Linked DNA regions of Mus musculus: region 2 is linked to region 1. A link is a loop called in an ENCODE intact Hi-C map of the cell type or tissue named here. Cell type or tissue: heart. All regions are shown on one strand.

Region 1 (8,000 bases):
TGCTATCATCCTTAAGGGTCCTTCAAATTCCAGCCCCAGAGCAGTTTAAATGAAGACAAAACTACAAGCCTGGCCACTTGGGTCACACCTGTGCAGTGTCCCCAGTGCTCTTAGTGCTGAGCCCTCTCTCCAGCCCATGACAATGATTTGCTAAGGAACACTTTTTTCACCCTTCTTGGGTCTGTATTTGTATAGGTACAGAAACCTACACATGATAAACACATTGCCCTGCCGAATCGTGGGAGTTTAGTGTGGCAAACGGCTCAGCAATTGTGATAACATTTTGCCCTAGGTATAAGTTAACACATACTACAGAGGACACTAATAAGTCAATGAAGCAATAAAAACATGTTGGCTAGATCCTGACCCCACCTTAGGCTAACACAGTCAGGCTGACCTTCAGGCATGTACAGTGCTTGCAGGAACTCTTGCTAACGTGTGCTGTTCCTCTGCAACTGCAAGACTTTCTGTTCCCTGATCAAACAGAAATGCACAGTGAGAAAACTGTGCCTTCTTCTTATTAAAAAATGCACTTCTGTCCTGCTGAGAGTCACCACAGCTATGCCAATGGGAAGTTCCCTACTTAAAGGGTTTGGCCTTTATAAACTCCCTGCTCACTCAGGTCAGGGTTGTCTCTTTAGACTTGTAGTCACAACAGTGCATGCCCTGTCTGGCTCGGTGTGGTTCAATAAAAACTTCAGATTCATCAAGCACCGGTCCTGATCTTCTCTGGGGAGAGAACAGACCAACTACAACTTGTGGGGGCTCTCACGGGATCTATTCTGTCCATGAGAAAGAGGCTCTAATTCAACTCTGCAAGCCTTCTGGGGTGTTTTCCATAGGTTTTGGACCCCATAGACTCATGTGTTTGATTGCTTGGCCCACAGGGAGTGGCACTATTAGGAGGTGCGTCCTTGTCAGAATGGGTGTGGCCTTGTTGGAGGAAGTTGTCACTGTGCAGGTGAGGCTCTGAGGGCTCCTAGTGCAGAAGAGACAGTTTCCTCCTAGCTGTCTTCAGATGAAGATACAGAACTCTCACCTTCTTCTCCAGCACCAGGTCTGCCTGGACACTGCCATGCGTCTCACCGTGATGATAATGGACTGAACCTGTGAAACCCTAAGCCAGCTCCACATAAATGTTTACTTTTATAAGAGTTAACTTTGGTCACGGTGTCTCTTCACAGCAATGGAAACCCTAAGTAAGACACCTTCTATACTGTCTGGTCTTCTGAGTGCACTTTTTGGGGTATCTTTTGGGTAACTGAGCACAGTCTCAAGCCCAGGGTATCAGGGGACACCCTGTTGACATTTGGGTAAGGTGACTCTTGACCCCAGGACACCCATGGTTGTCAGTCTGCTGTGTTGGGTGAGTGAGAGCCTGGTGGCTGCTGTTGATTCTCTGTTTATTACTGTCTGTGTTTGTTCCAGTCAGCTGGATCCCCGTCTAGACTCCCAGGAAATGGTAATCGTCTTGTCTTGTGTTTGTCTGTGTGGACAAGTTTTGTTGCAGATATGGGAATGGGACTGAGTACAGCTACTTCCTCACTAACTAGTCCTGACACAGCTACCTCCTCATAACTAGTCATGTTTGCCGGCTACCTCCTAACTAGTCCAGTCTCCCAGATACCTCCCCACTAACTAGTCCTGTCTCCAAGCTCACTGCAGACCCTTGCCCAGTCTCTGTGCCTCTCAGTGGCTCAATGAAACCTGATGTTTAAGTCCTGCTAAATCTCAGATCTTTGAGTGTCCTTTGATCTCTGTTTGCTCTGGTCACTCCCTGCAGTCCTTGAGTCCATTTTGCAGGCACTCAGCTATGCTGTCTTTTGGGCATGAATAACACTGAAGCATCATTTTATGCTGTTCAGCATTATTATAAAGCTGGCTCTGGAGTTGGATTATGACCCTCCTCTCCCAATCTAAGCAGCCTGTTTAGTCTCCTCAAATTTCTGTCTCAGATCAAACGGTCATCTGACTCTAAGCCAGAAAAAGAGAGCAAAACAAAACAGACCAGGAAAAGACACTATGTGCTTTTAAGATACCTCAAAAGGAGGCTGTTCCCAAGAGAAATTACTGTTGCTTGGGAACACAGAAGGAACTAAGAATTCCTGTCTCAAGTTTATGTGCAAGAAGAGACCTGGAAGGATCCCAGGCTACCTGATGTCAAAAGTTGTATCAGTTTGGTTCTGCTCTGTCCACCACTGAGGACTTGATGCTGGGACCCACAAGGAGAATGTAATAAGTGCAGCTACTTGACCATGAATACGCAGATACAGAGAGAGAGACACACACAGAAAGACAAACACACATACATACACAGATGCACATACATACACCCTCCTACACACACATGCACAGACACACAGAGACACACCTACATATATAGAAACACACATATCCTCATACACACACATGCACATACACACACACACACACACTCACACACACACAAACACCTGTACTTCAATAGCCCTGTTCCTCAGAGTTCACACACCCTCATGGCTCTCTGTGATTTATTATTGTGCATCAGACATTGGACAGAACCTCCCAACAGGTGGACAGGTGGAAGTCAAGCTTGAGTTCCTGCCTCCCCTTCTGAATTCTGAATCTCTCGTCTCCCAGAGGACACTGTTGGTGGATAAGGCAGATAAAGCAGGCTGCGAAGAAGGCTATCTGTGATAGGACAGGATGCAGGGGTGAGAAGGCAGGGGTCAGAAGCCTGGAGTCTGATCACAGGTTGGACCCTCACTGACTGGGGCCTTGGGCAACTTCCTGTCCTCTCTGGGTCAAGGGCCTGCAGCAGAGCAGGACATGCCCCTGACTCTGGAGCCTCCTGGGCAGGTCCCACTGGGCTCACAGGAAAACACATGCCCAGTTCTTGTCCACTTAAGGATGGAGGGGAGGCAGGGCACAGCAGGTGTATGCTGCAGTCATGCCAGCGCTAAGGCAGGAGGATTACCATATACAGGCCAGTCTGAGCTATACACAAGAAGCCCTCCAAAATATGAAAAGAAACAAAAACAAAAAATAGATAGAAATTACAAAAAGGGTGATTCTCCTGGCATAGCACATAGCACAACCTCCGTCTTTAACAGAAAACACCATCGTGTCAGGAGCCCACATACTTACTGGAATGGGAATGCAAATGAGCCCTGAAGGTAAGTTCTGTGACAGGCCACCTGGGCCCCTTGGTCAGGTTGCTGAGAAGGTGACCAGTAGGCCAAACAAGGGTCAGGCCCTTGAGGATATATAGAGCTCTTCCCTGAAGCCATGCCTCCCACCTGTGGCCTCTCATCCACTGACAGATTTGTCAAATGAGAGTGGGCATAGCCAGACATAGGGGACAGCCCTAAAGGCCACTGCAGTCTGACCCAGCCCTTCTCCCTCCCCAGTCACCACCCCACACCCATCAAACTCCTATCCTGCCATGGGGTATGGTTCCAGCATCACTACAGCTATGCTAAGCGCCATCTGGAGGGCACACATGGCATCACTGGGTCCCTAGCATCAGGCAGGCCCTGCCCCAGGAGAGGAAAGGTCCAAGTGCAGGTCCCTCTGTGCCTCTGTGGCTGTGACAGAGCCCAGCTGAGTCCCATTGGCCACATGACAAGGAGACAGGGAAGACAGGCTGCTCCATGGACCTGACAGTGGCTTCAGACTCCATGGGATCCCAGCCTTGTCAATCACTAGCTGAGTGTCCCTGAGCCAGTGGCCTCAGGTCTCCAAGTCTGTGTGTGTGTGTTTGTGTGAGTCTGGATGGAACAACCTGTATGTGTGCGGGGTGACCTGTGTGTGTCTGTCTGTGTGTGTGTGTGTGTGTGTGTGTGTGTGTGTGTGTGTGCACTCATGTCCCTGTGTGTAACAGCAGAGATGAAGGTCAGAGGATAACTTTGGGGATTTGATTCTCTCCTTCTACCATAGGAGGTCCTGGGATGAAACCCAGGTCATCTGTGTTGGCAGCAAGCACCTTTACCCACTGAGCCATCCTGGGAGCCCATGAAATCTGTGAATAGCGCTAAGATGGCTGTGGAATAAGGAGAGCCGATGGCCTCCACAGGAGTGCGGCGACCACATGTGTGAGGGAACATTCTAAAGGTAGATGAAGAGAAGGGGGGAGGGCATGGAATGGAGATGATGGTGACACGTTCTTACCAGCACCTCCCAGGAGCACACTGGGGAACCGTCCCTGTACTTAAAGCATGGGTATTGCAGCCAGGCGGCAGCCTCTCCTGCTAGTCACCACCAGCCCTCTGAGCACGAACCAGCAATATTTCCTGTTGGGTCAGCAGGGGTCCAAGATCATAGGCCTGCAGAGCAACATGAAGAGAGGGAATTGAACAACCATCAAGTGCCTCACCCTGCACAGGGAGAGAGGAGAAGCCCAGCACTGCATCCATATCCAAAGCTTGCCCAGAGTCCCTGCCCCATGGCATACAGCAAGACTGGAGGATCCTTGGGCATGACCCAGAGGGCCTGGGTTCGAATCATCTACCCTTTAGTAGCTGTGTGTCCTGGGGCAGGTCCCTCAGGGTCTCTGATCTGTGAGCTGGGGAGAGTTGGACCAGCCAGTCTCATGAGAAAACTGATCAAACACAGAATCAGGACATGTCACTCCCTAGGGTGGCATAGCACTCTATTATTTACAGGTAATTGGTTCACTGCAGGTCTTTGGTGTGTCACAGCCCTTATGATGCTGTCACTGTTGGAAAATCTCAGTCCCCACTCCATGTCCTCCCCTTTCTTTGCTGTTTGGTGTAGACAATGTCAGATCCTTGGTTTCCTCATCACAGACAAGATAACCTACCCTCCCTTCCCCTCTCCCAGGGCATTAGGACCTCAGGTCAGTCAGGTGACAGCGCCCAGTGCAGGATATGCTGGGCTGACACAGAGCTCCCACCTCTCCCTTTCCACACAAGTACAGCCTGATACTCCATGGGGAACAGAGCCATGTGGGGACAGACTACCTGATTCTTGTGAGCTGTCTGTGCAGGTAGTTGGAGACCTCCTGGTATTCAAAGTCATAAAACATTGTCCAGTAGATTCGAAGCTGCTGGTACTTAATGACCAGTTCTAAGATGGACCAGAAGCCCTGGGCTGTGTTGAAATCAGCAACTCCATTCCTGTGCTCCCAGCCATAGACTGTGAGCAGCTCCAGGGCGTACTGTGGAGGCAGTGGCTTCCCCAGGTTCTCCTTACACTGAAAAGAGAAAGGCAATGAGAAACATGGGGCTCTCAGCTCTGGTGTGGGGGGACACTTCTCACAGGCTCAATTCAGCTGCCACCTGATGTTGCCATTACACGCCCAGTTATTTAGATTCAGTTTATGGCCCCTTCCTGTGCTATAGGCAAGAGCTGAGTTGTTGCTCCACAAAGACAGCATTCACTAGTAGGCCCAGGAGGAATCAAGACACCATGAGTGACAGCCAAGAGTGAGGGTGGGGGCGGGACATAAGGAGTGCTCACTGGGGAAGTTTTCTCATGGTCTCTGAGGTAACTGGGAAGGGGCCAGGGAGCTGGCTCAGGGGTAAAGCACCTTCCTCCCTGTGCAGGGGTGAGAACTGGAGGTCAGATCCTCAGCATCTACATGAGTGTCAGGCTGACTCCTAATCCTATGTTAAAGGGCTGTAGATGGGGCTTGCAGGGGCTGCAGGACTGTCCAGGAACTGCTGATCCAGCACACTGTGTGCCATGTGTGAGACTCTGACTGATTATACAAGATGGGGTGAGACTGCGGACCTGCCCTCACACTCTGACCTGGAATGCTAATGGACACACACGCCCACACACATACACTACATGTGTTTCCATGAATAGCTATAAACACACACATAAGAACACTCAGAATGTAACAAGAAATCATACATTTTAAAGGCATAGCTTGATGAGTCAAGAAAATCAAAATATAAAAGGTGCCATGAAGGGTTTGCCAAAGATGGAAGAAAAATCGAAAGACTCAAATGAAGCAGCAGCCATGGAACAGTGAATCAGACACGGCTGAAGAGAGAGTTAGCAGATTGGAAAGTGGACTAGAAGAAATCACCTAGAACAGGCAAAGAAAGTCCTCCCTCCTCTCAGATCCCCCACTCCACTCCTTGCCCCTCCTACAGCATCATCTCCCCCCCATCTCCACTCACCCCTGCTTCTCTCTCATCCTCTCCCCTCTGATTCCCTTCCACCCACTTTTTCTTTTACGTTGTTTTTCCTCACTGATTTTGCCAATTTTTATTCTGTCAACCTGACACAGAGAGAGTCATCTGGAGAAGATGGACCCACAACTGAGAAAATGCCTCCACCAGACTGGCCTGGGATCAAGCCTGTGGGGCATTTTCTTAATTAGAATGGGAGGGTCCAGTCCATCGTGGGCATTGCCTGTCCTGGGCAGGTGGTCCTGAGATGTTTGGAAAAATCAGACTGATCATCCAAGGGTATCCGGCAGCTAGCAGAGTTCCTCCACGGCCTCTGCTCCAGTTCCTGCCTCTGCTTCCCTCAGAGATGGAGTGCGATGCAGGAACATGAGCCAGACAATCCCTTTCCACCCAATTACTTTGCAGCAACATCATCTTTACCACAGCAGTCAGAGCAAACTAGGACAGAAACTGGTCCTAGGGAGGAGGGGCACTGCTGTGACTGACCAGCCATGGTGCTCCTTGGGAGGATTGAGAAAGGATTCTGGAACTTTGGGTTGAAAAGCTGTGGAGAGATGAGAGCTAACTGGCTGTTTGTGGGAACTTGGAAGACAGGAGTGCTGAGAGACAGGCAGGTATCAGAGGCTGGAGTGTGAAGTTTCAGGAAAAGCAAAGACCCCAACTGGGCTGTTTGTGTGCTGTGTTTGCATTCAGAATCAGTAATTTCTCATCAGCTGGGGCTGAGATCTTTGATTAAGAAAAAGCATGCACCATGGGGGCCAAGTCTTTTGGAAAGAGTTTCCTTATGATCAGCAAACAGTAGCTGTGGTCCAGGGGTCCCAAAGCTGCATCTAGAGCTTGCAGGTCACACCTAGAACTACAGAGAGGTCTCCCAGATGGTAAGACTTTAGTCCTATGAAGCCTGCTGGTTTGGAGGGGTCATGGGAAGCAGCTGAGGCCTGGCACTGAGAGAGGCCAGGAGAAGCCATTGGTGAAAGTGCAGCCTCCATGGCAGTGGAGACCCCAAGATACTGGACTTGCCCTGAGCAGGAGATGACTGCCAGGAACAGAGCACTGTGAGAACAGAGCTGGCCTGAGCCTGAGACCTGCTGTGTTTGCTGTGGATGGCAGAGCCCAAAAAGCTCAGAGAACTGTGAGTCCCAGATATCAGATACTGAGCCTTTTGCTCTGTTAGAATTTGGTTGAGTTTTGATCTGATTTTGACGGTGACCTGATTTTTCTCTCTTACAGTAAGAAAATATTTAACTTGTGTTTTTAATAGTATATGAGCCCACCGTTGAGAGACTAGTCTTTTTATGTGTCGTAGTTTCTTTTTTTTTTTTTTTTTTTTTTAAAGATTTATTTATTTATTATATGTAAGTACACTGTAGCTGTCTTCAGACACACCAGAAGAGGGCATCAGATCTCATTACGGGTGGTTGTGAGCCACCATGTGGTTGCTGGGATTTGAACTTCGGACCTTCAGAAGAGCAGTCGGGTGCTCTTACCCACTGAGCCATCTCACCAGCCCCTGTGTCGTAGTTTCTTTAGGTTTGGTTTTTAATTTGGGGATTTTAAAGCTGCATTGTGTTTTATGATGTGATACCGACATGAGATCTTAGGGACAAGCAAGAAAGGAAAGGTTATGGTTCAATCGTGGTTTGTTTGTGTGCCATGTTGAAAAGGGGTTAGTTTTTGTAAGCTAGCTTCCCCTGGAAGGAGTCAATCTTGATCAGTAAAATGCCTCCATCTGACTGGCTTTGGGTAGATTATGGGCATTCTAATTACTGATTGATGTGGGTGGGACCGGACCACTGTGGTCGGAGCCATGAATGAAATGTGGCCTTGTGCTGTGTAGAAATGGCCGCCGAGTGAGTC
Region 2 (8,000 bases), 110 kb before region 1:
GCTGAACCCCATAGGCTGTGATTCTGGACCTGGGGAGACTGAGGAACCTCAGAGAGGGGCTGAGCTGTTCCACTGAATGAAATCTTGTTTACAGATCATCTTAACATCCTCAAGAAGCCTAACCAACAATTCTACGCCAATCTCATCAGTGGGCGTACCCCGCCGGGGAAGGAGGGCAAGTTATCGATCTGCTTTATGGGGCTTCAGAAGTACTTCCTGAACTGTCGCCCAACCAAGCTGAAGCGCCTCATCCGCCTGGTCACGCACTGGTACCAACTGGTAAGGCATTGGCCTGGTCACTGTGCGCTTCATCTGTACAGAGTGTAGACACGGGGCAGAGAAAATGTGTACTCTAGTTCGGCGTCTATTGAGGTAATAACTCTATCACATGACCAAAACGCTCCTGGGAAGGAAGGATATTCTTATGTTTACACATCTAAGGCACACTCCATCATTGAGGGAAGTCAGAGGAATAACTGAAGCAGAGGCCATGGAGGAATTCTGCTCACCGTTTGCTGTCCATGACGCACTCAGCGGCCATTTCTACACAGCCCAAGGCCACATTCCACTCATGGCCCCAACCACAGTGGTCTGGTCCCACCAACATCAATCAGTGATTAGTAACATGCCCATAAACTACCCAAGCCAGTCAGATGGATCTGCATTTTACTGAGCAAGATGGACTCCTACCAGAGGAGGCTAGCTGGTGTTTAGTGGACAAAAAGTAAGCAGCACAATTGACCCCTTTTCAACATGGCACACAAACAAACCACGGTTGAACCATAACCTTTCCCTTCTTGCTTGTCCCTAAGATCTCATGTCGCTATCACACCATAAAACACAACTTAGGTTTAAAGTCCCCAAATTAAAAATCAAACCTAAAGAAACTCCCAACACATAAAAAGACTAGTCTCTCAATGCTGGCCTCATATAAAATTAAAACACAAGTTAAATACTTTCTTACTGCAAGAGGGAAGAACCAAGTCACTGTCACAATCTAATTAAAACACAACCAAAATTCAACAGAGCAAAAGGCTCAGTATCTGATATCTGGGACTCATAGTTCTCTGAGCTTCTCCGGCTCTGCCATCCACGGCACACACAGCAGGTCTCAGGCTCAGGCCAGCTTTGTTCTCACAGTGCTCTGTTCCTGACAGTCATCTCCTGCTCAGGGCAAGGCCAGTATCTTGGGGTTTCCACTGCCATTGAGGCTGCACTTTCACTAATGGCTTCTCCTGGCCTCTCGCAGTGCCAGGCCTCAGCTGCTCTCCAAGGCCCCTTCAGTCCAGCAGTTCTCATGGGACTTGAAATCTGGGAGACATCTCTGCAGTTCCAGGTGTGATTGACACTTGGAGATGCAGACTTGGGACCCCTGGACTACAGCTGATAGAGTCCATGGTCTGCCAAAGAATGATGTCCTGCACTCAAATTGTATGCAAAAGCAAAGAGCGTTTTTATTCTGTGGGATTCCAGCATGCTGGGATCTATCATTAACCAAGATGGAGATGCCCAGATGAGATCACAGGCTCAATTTAAAGCACATTAGTGGAATTCCATGGAAGAGTAGGTGACCTTTTTCTTGATTGGTTGGCTCTATTCTAGGGACATTCCTGAATCATTGCTGGGGGGGCTAGAAACTGTCACTTGGGGAAGCCTGGAAACTGTTGCTGACTCTGTTCTTTCCCTAGGCCAGGTGGCAGGGAAGCTTCTGATGGCTGGGCAGTTTCTGATTGGATGCTCTAGGCCTGGGGTTTTTCCAATAAATGACTTGCCTAGACTTGTACAGTTCTGAGAAACACAAATTCAGGCCTAGTCTCCTGATATGCCAGTTTGAAGCCCATTATGGAATCACCCTGGCTCAGTCCACTTACACCTACTCTTGCTGACTATGAAGAAACTCTTTCCAAAAGATTTGCACCCCCCCACACACACCCATGGTGCAGGTTTCTTCTTTATCAGAGCAGATTTTCAGCCCCAACTGAAGAGAAATTACTGACTCTTAATGTAAACACAGCACACAAACAGCCCAGATGGGGTTTTGCTTTTCTCTGAAACTTCACTCCAGCCTCTGTCACCTACCTGCCTCTCAGCACTCCTGTCTTCCAAGTTCCCACAAACAGCCTGGTAGGCTCTTTGCTCTCAACAGCTCTCCCACCCAAAGTTCCATAATCCTTTCTCAATCCTCCCAAAGAGCAACATGGCTGGTCAGTCACAGCAGCGCCCCTCCTCCCTAGGACCAGTTTCTGTCCTAGTTTGCTCTGACTGCTGTGGTAAAGATGCTGCTGCAAAGTAAATTGAGGTGGAAATGGATTGTCTGGCTCACGTTCCTGCATCACACTCCATCACTGAGGGAAGCAGAGGCAGGAACTGAAGCTGAGGCCATGGAGGAACTCTGCTAGCTGCCGGAGACCCTTAGGCGATCAGTCTGATTTTTACAAACAACTCAGGAACACCTGCCCAGGACAGGCAATGCCCACAATGGGCGGGGCCCTTCTACACTGATCAAGGAAATGCCCCACAGGCTTGACTCCAGGCCAGGCTGATGGAGGCATTTTCTCAGTTGTGGGTCCATCTTCTCCAGATGATTCTGTGTCACTTTGGCAAAAAGAATCAAAATTAGCAAAAGCAGTGAGAAAAAACAATGTAAAAAAAAAAGTGGGTGGAAGGGAATCAGAGGGGAGGGGAGAAGCAGGGGTGAGTGGAGATGGGGGGGAGATGATGCTGTAGGAGGGGCAAGGAGTGGGGTGGGGGATCTGAGAGGAGGGAGGATTTTCTTTGCCTGTTCTAGGTGATTTCTTCTAGTCTACTTTCCAATCCGCTAACTCTCTCTTCAGCAGTGTCTAATTCACCATTCCATGGCTTCTGCTTCATTTGTCTTTGGATTTTTCTCCCATTGTTGGCAAATCCTTCACGTCACTTTTTATACTTTGATTTTCCTGTCTTGTCAAGCTATGTTTTTAAATGTGTGATTTCTTATTATATCCTGAGTGTTTTTATGTGTATGTGTTTATACCTATTCTTGGAAACACACGTGTATGTGTGGGCATGTGTGTCCATTAGGATTTGAGGGCAGAGTGTGAGAGCAGGTTCTGAGTCACGCCCCACCTTGTGTAATCAGTCAGGGTTTCACACGTGACACTCCGTGTGCTAGATTAGCAGTTCTGGACAGTCATACAGCCCGGGGGAGCCCCATCTTTATCCCCTTGAACAGGGATGAGGAGTCAGCTTCCTCAAGAGCCTGACAACACATAGATGCTGGGGATCTCACCTTCAGTTCTCATCCCTGCATGGGGAGGGAGGCACTTTACCTCTGAGCCCTTTATCTCCCTGGCCCCTTCCCAGTTACTTCAGAGACCACAAGCGAACTTCCACAGTGAGTACTCCTTATGTCCCGCCCCCTCCCTCACTCCTAGCTGTCACTCATGGTGTCCTGATTCCTCCTGGGCCTGTTAGTTACGTGCTCAGTCTGTGGAGCACACAGTGTCCATCTCAACCACTCAGCTCTTGGCTATAGCACAAGAAGGCATAGACTGAATTCAAGTGACTGGGTGTGACAGTGTGACAATAACCCTGTCATGACATCATCAGGTGGCAGCTGAATTGAGCCTGTGAGAAGCAGCCCCACACACAACCACCAGGAACCCCGTTTTTTTCTCATTGCCTTTCTCTTCTCAGTGTAAGGAGAAGCTGGGGGACCCGCTGCCCCCACAGTATGCCCTGGAGCTGCTCACAGTCTATGCCTGGGAGTATGGGAGTCGAGTAACTAAATTCAACACAGCCCAGGGCTTCTGAACCGTCTTGGAACTGGTCACCAAGTACAAACAGCTTCAAATCTACTGGACAGTGTATTATGACTTTCGACATCAAGAGGTCTCTGAATACCTGCACCAACAGCTCAAAAAAGACAGGTAGTCTGTCCCCACATGGCTGTGATCCCCGTGGTGTCAGACTGCACTTGTATTTAAAGGGGGAGGTGGGAGCTCTGTGTCTGCAGCATCCCCTGCACTGGGCACTGTCCTGCTGTCACCTGATTGACATGAGGTCCTACAGCCCTGGGGGGCAGGGGTGGGCTCTCCTGTCTGCAGATGAGGAGACCAAGGCTCTGACATTGTCCCAACCCAATCAGCAAAGGAAAGGGGGGGGGGGACATGGAGTGGGGACTGAGATTTTCCAACAGTAACAGCATCATAAAGGCTGTGAGGCACCAAAGATGTGAGGTGGACAAATTACCTGTAAATAATACAGTGCTATGTCACCCTAGGGAGTGACATGTCTTCATTCTGTGTTGTGTTCAGTTTCCACACCCTATTCTTTGAGCCTGTCTGGTCGTCCAACACTCTTCATGTCACAGATCAGAGACCCTGAGGGATCTGTCCCAGGACACACAGCTACTAAAGGGTAGAGGATTCGAACCCAGGCTTTCCAGGTCATGCCCAAGGATCCCTCCAGGCTTCTATATGCTGTGGGGCAGGGACAAAAAAAAATCTTTGAAAAGGAGCTCTCTGCTGGGCTCCTCCCCCACCCCTGTGCAGTGGTTCCTGGGTCAGTTGACAGCAGCTCGTTTCCCTCTCTTCATGTTGCTCTGCAGGCCTGTGATCTTGGACCCCACTGACCCAACAAGGAACATAGCCGGTTTGAACCCAAAGGACTGGAGGCGTCTAGCAGGAGAGGCTGCCGCCTGGCTGCAATACCCATGCTTTAAGTACAGGGACGGTTCCTCAGTGTGCTCCTGGGAGGTGCCGGTGAGAACATGTCACCATCATCTTCATTCCACCCCCCCTCTTCTCTTCATCTACCTGGAGAATCTTCCCACACAGATGTGGTCTCTGCACTCCTGTGGAGGCCATTGGCTCTCCTTATTCCACAGCCATCTTAGCGCTATTCACAGATTTCATGGACTCACAGGATGGCTCAGTGGGTAAAGGTGCTTGCTGCTAACACAGATGACCTGGGTTTCATCCCAGGACCTCCTATGGTAGAAGGAGAGAATCAAATCCCCAAAGTTATCCTCTGACCTTCATCTCTGCTGTTACACACAGGGACATGAGTGTGTGCATACACACACATACACACACACACACACATGTCACTACACCCACCCACCCACCTATCCACAGGTTGCCCCCAACCACCACCACATAGACAGACACACACAAAAATACACAAACACAGAGGTTGCCCACACCCACTCACACAAAGACACACATACAGAGACACACACACACACATCACCTACACTTAGATAACACACATACATAGACTTGAAGACCTGAAACCACTGGCTGGGGACACTCAGATAGAGTGAAGAACGGCTGGGACCCCGTGGACTCTGAAGCCCCTGTCAGGTCCATGAAGCATCCTGTCTTCCCAGTCTCCTTGTCATGTGGCCAATGGGACTCAGCTGGGCTCTATCACAGCACAGAGGCCCAGAGGGACCTGCACTTGGACCTTTCCCCTCCTGGGGCAGGGCCTGCCTGATGCTAGGGACCCAGTGATGCCATGTGTGCCCTCCAGATGGTGTTTAGCATGGCTGTAGTGATGCTGGAACCATACCCCAGGGCAGAATGGGAGTTTGATGGGTATGGGGATGGTGATTGGGGAGGTGGGAGGGGCGAGTCAGACTGCAGTGGCCTTTAGAGCTGTCCCTCTGGCTATGCCCACTCTCAATTGATGGATCTGTCAGTGGATGAGAGGGGACAAATGGGAGGCATGGCTTCAGGGAAGAGCTGTATATATCCTCAAGGGCCTAGGCCCTGTTTAGCCTACTGTTGACCTTCTCAGCAGCCCGACCAAGGGGCCCAGGTGGCTTGTCACAGATGGCCTGTCACCTTCAGGGCTCAGTTGCATCCCCTTCCCAGTAAGAATGTAGGCTCCTGACACGATCGTGTTTTCTATTACAGACGGAGGTTGCAGTGCCAACGAAGTATCTCTTTTGTCGTATTTTCTGGTTATTGTTTTGGTCTTTGTTTCATTTCATCTTTGGGAAGACTTCATCTGGATAGCCCAGAGTGTCTTGGATATTGCCATCCTCCTGCCTTAGCGCTGGCATGACTGCAGCGTAGGCCTGTTATGCCCTGCCTCCCTTCCATCCTCAAGTGGACAAGAACTGGGCATGTGTTTTCCTGTGAGCCCAGTGGGACCTGTCCAGGATGCTCCAGAGTCAGACGCATGTCCTGCTCTGCTGCAGGGCCTTGACCCAGAGAAGACAGGAAGGTGCCCAAAGCCCAAGAGAGGGAGGGTCCAACCTGTGATCAGACTCCAGGCTTCTGTCCCCTGCCCTCAACCCCTGCACAGACAGCCTTTCTCACAGCCTGCTTTATCTGCCTTGTCCCCCAACAGTGTTCTCTGGGAGACAAGAGATTCAGAAGGAGAATATTATGGTTTGTATATGGTTGGCCCAGGGAATGGCACTGTTAGGAGGTGTGGCCATGTTGGAGTGGGTGTGGCCTTGTGGGTGTGGGCTTTCTCTTGTCTTAGCTGCCTGGAAGTCAGTATTCTGCTAGCAGCCTTCAGATGAAGATGTAGAACTCTCAGCTCCTCCTGCACCATGCCTGCCTGGACGTTGCCATGCTCTTGCCTTGGTTATAATGGACTGAACGTCTGAACCTGTAAGCCAACCCCAATTAAATGTTGTTTTTATAAAAATTTGCCTTGGTCATGGTGTCTGTTCACAGTAGTAAAACCCTAAAACAGGGAGGAACTCAAGCTTGGATTGCATATGTTCACACGTCGGGAGGTTGTGTCTAATGTCTGATTAATAACAACAAACCACAGCAAGCCATGAGTGTGTGTGTATGTGTGTGGGTGTGGGTCTCTCTGTGTGTCTATACCTGTGTGTGTATAAGGATGTGTGTATGTATCTCTGTGTCTGCATTTGTGTATGAGAATGTGTGTGTGTATGTATCTGTGCATGTGTGTGTATGTGGAATTGTGTGTGTTTGTATCTCTCTGTGTCTGCATGTGTGTGTAGGAGGGTGTATGTGTGTGCATCTGTGTATGTATATATATGTGTCTTCCTGTGTGTGTGTCTCTGTGTGTGTGTGTCTGCGTATTCATGGTCAAGTAGCTGCACTTATTACATTCTCCATGTGGGTCCCAGCACCAAGTCCTCAGTGGTGGACAGAGCAGAACCAAACTGATACAACTTTTGACATCAGGTAGCCTGGGATCCTTCCAGGTCTCTTCTTGCACATAAACTTGAGACAGGAATTCTTAGTTCCCTCTGTGTTCCCAAGCAACAATAATTTCTCTTGGGAACAACCCCCTTTTAGCTATCTTAAAGCACATAGTGTCTTTTCCTGGTCTGTTTTGTTTTGCTCTCTCTTTCTGGCTTAGAGTCAGATGACCGTTTGATCTGAGACAGAGATTTGAGGAGACTAAACAGGCTGCTTAGGTTGGGAGAGGAGGGTCATAATCCAACTCCAGAGCCAGCTTTATAATAATGCTGAACAGCATAAAATGATGCTTCAGTGTTATTCATGCCCAAAAGACAGCATAGCTGAGTACCTGCAAAATGGACTCAAGGACTGCAGGGAGTGACCAGAGCAAACAGAGATCAAAGGACACTCAAAGATCTGAGATTTAGCAGGACTTAAACATCAGGTTTCATTGAGCCACTGAGAGGGACAGAGACTGGGCAAGGGCCTGCAGTGAGCTTGGAGACAGAACTAGTTAATGGGGAGGTAGCTGGGGGACTGGACTAGTTAGTGAGGAGGTAGGACTAGTTAGTTGGGAGTCAGGACTAGTTGGTAGGGAAGTAGCTGGGAGACAGGACTAGTTAGTAAGAGGTAGCTAGCTGGGAGACAGGACTAGTTAGGAAGCTGGGAGACAGGACTAGTTAGTGAGGAGGTAGCTGGGTGGCAGGACTAGTTAGTTAGGAGATAGCTGGGAGATGGGAGTAGTTAGTGGGGAGGTGGCTGGAAGACTGGTCTAGTTAGAGACAAGGCAGACATGACTAGTTATGAGGAGGTAGCTGTAACAGGACTAGTTAGTGAGGAAGT

What was found. Peaks named below come from ENCODE experiments on the same cell type or tissue, not always from the same donor. Only the 100,000 strongest peaks of a DNase experiment are listed, where the experiment ranks them.
Region 2: it touches region 1 in a loop (3-fold over the local background); 12 of 42 quality-filtered maps call a loop at or near these places.

The regions. Positions count from the first base shown.
Region 1 is chr5:120,923,791-120,931,790 of GRCm38, forward strand. It overlaps the pseudogene Gm7573. Among named protein-coding and RNA genes, the nearest start is that of Oas1d, 13 kb to the left of the region's middle. In heart, a CTCF peak has its summit at 3,487 (motif pointing left); no DNase peak of the experiment used is centred here.
Region 2 is chr5:120,817,519-120,825,518 of GRCm38, forward strand. It overlaps the pseudogene Oas1b. Among named protein-coding and RNA genes, the nearest start is that of Oas1c, 9.0 kb to the left of the region's middle. In heart, no CTCF peak of the experiment used is centred here; no DNase peak of the experiment used is centred here.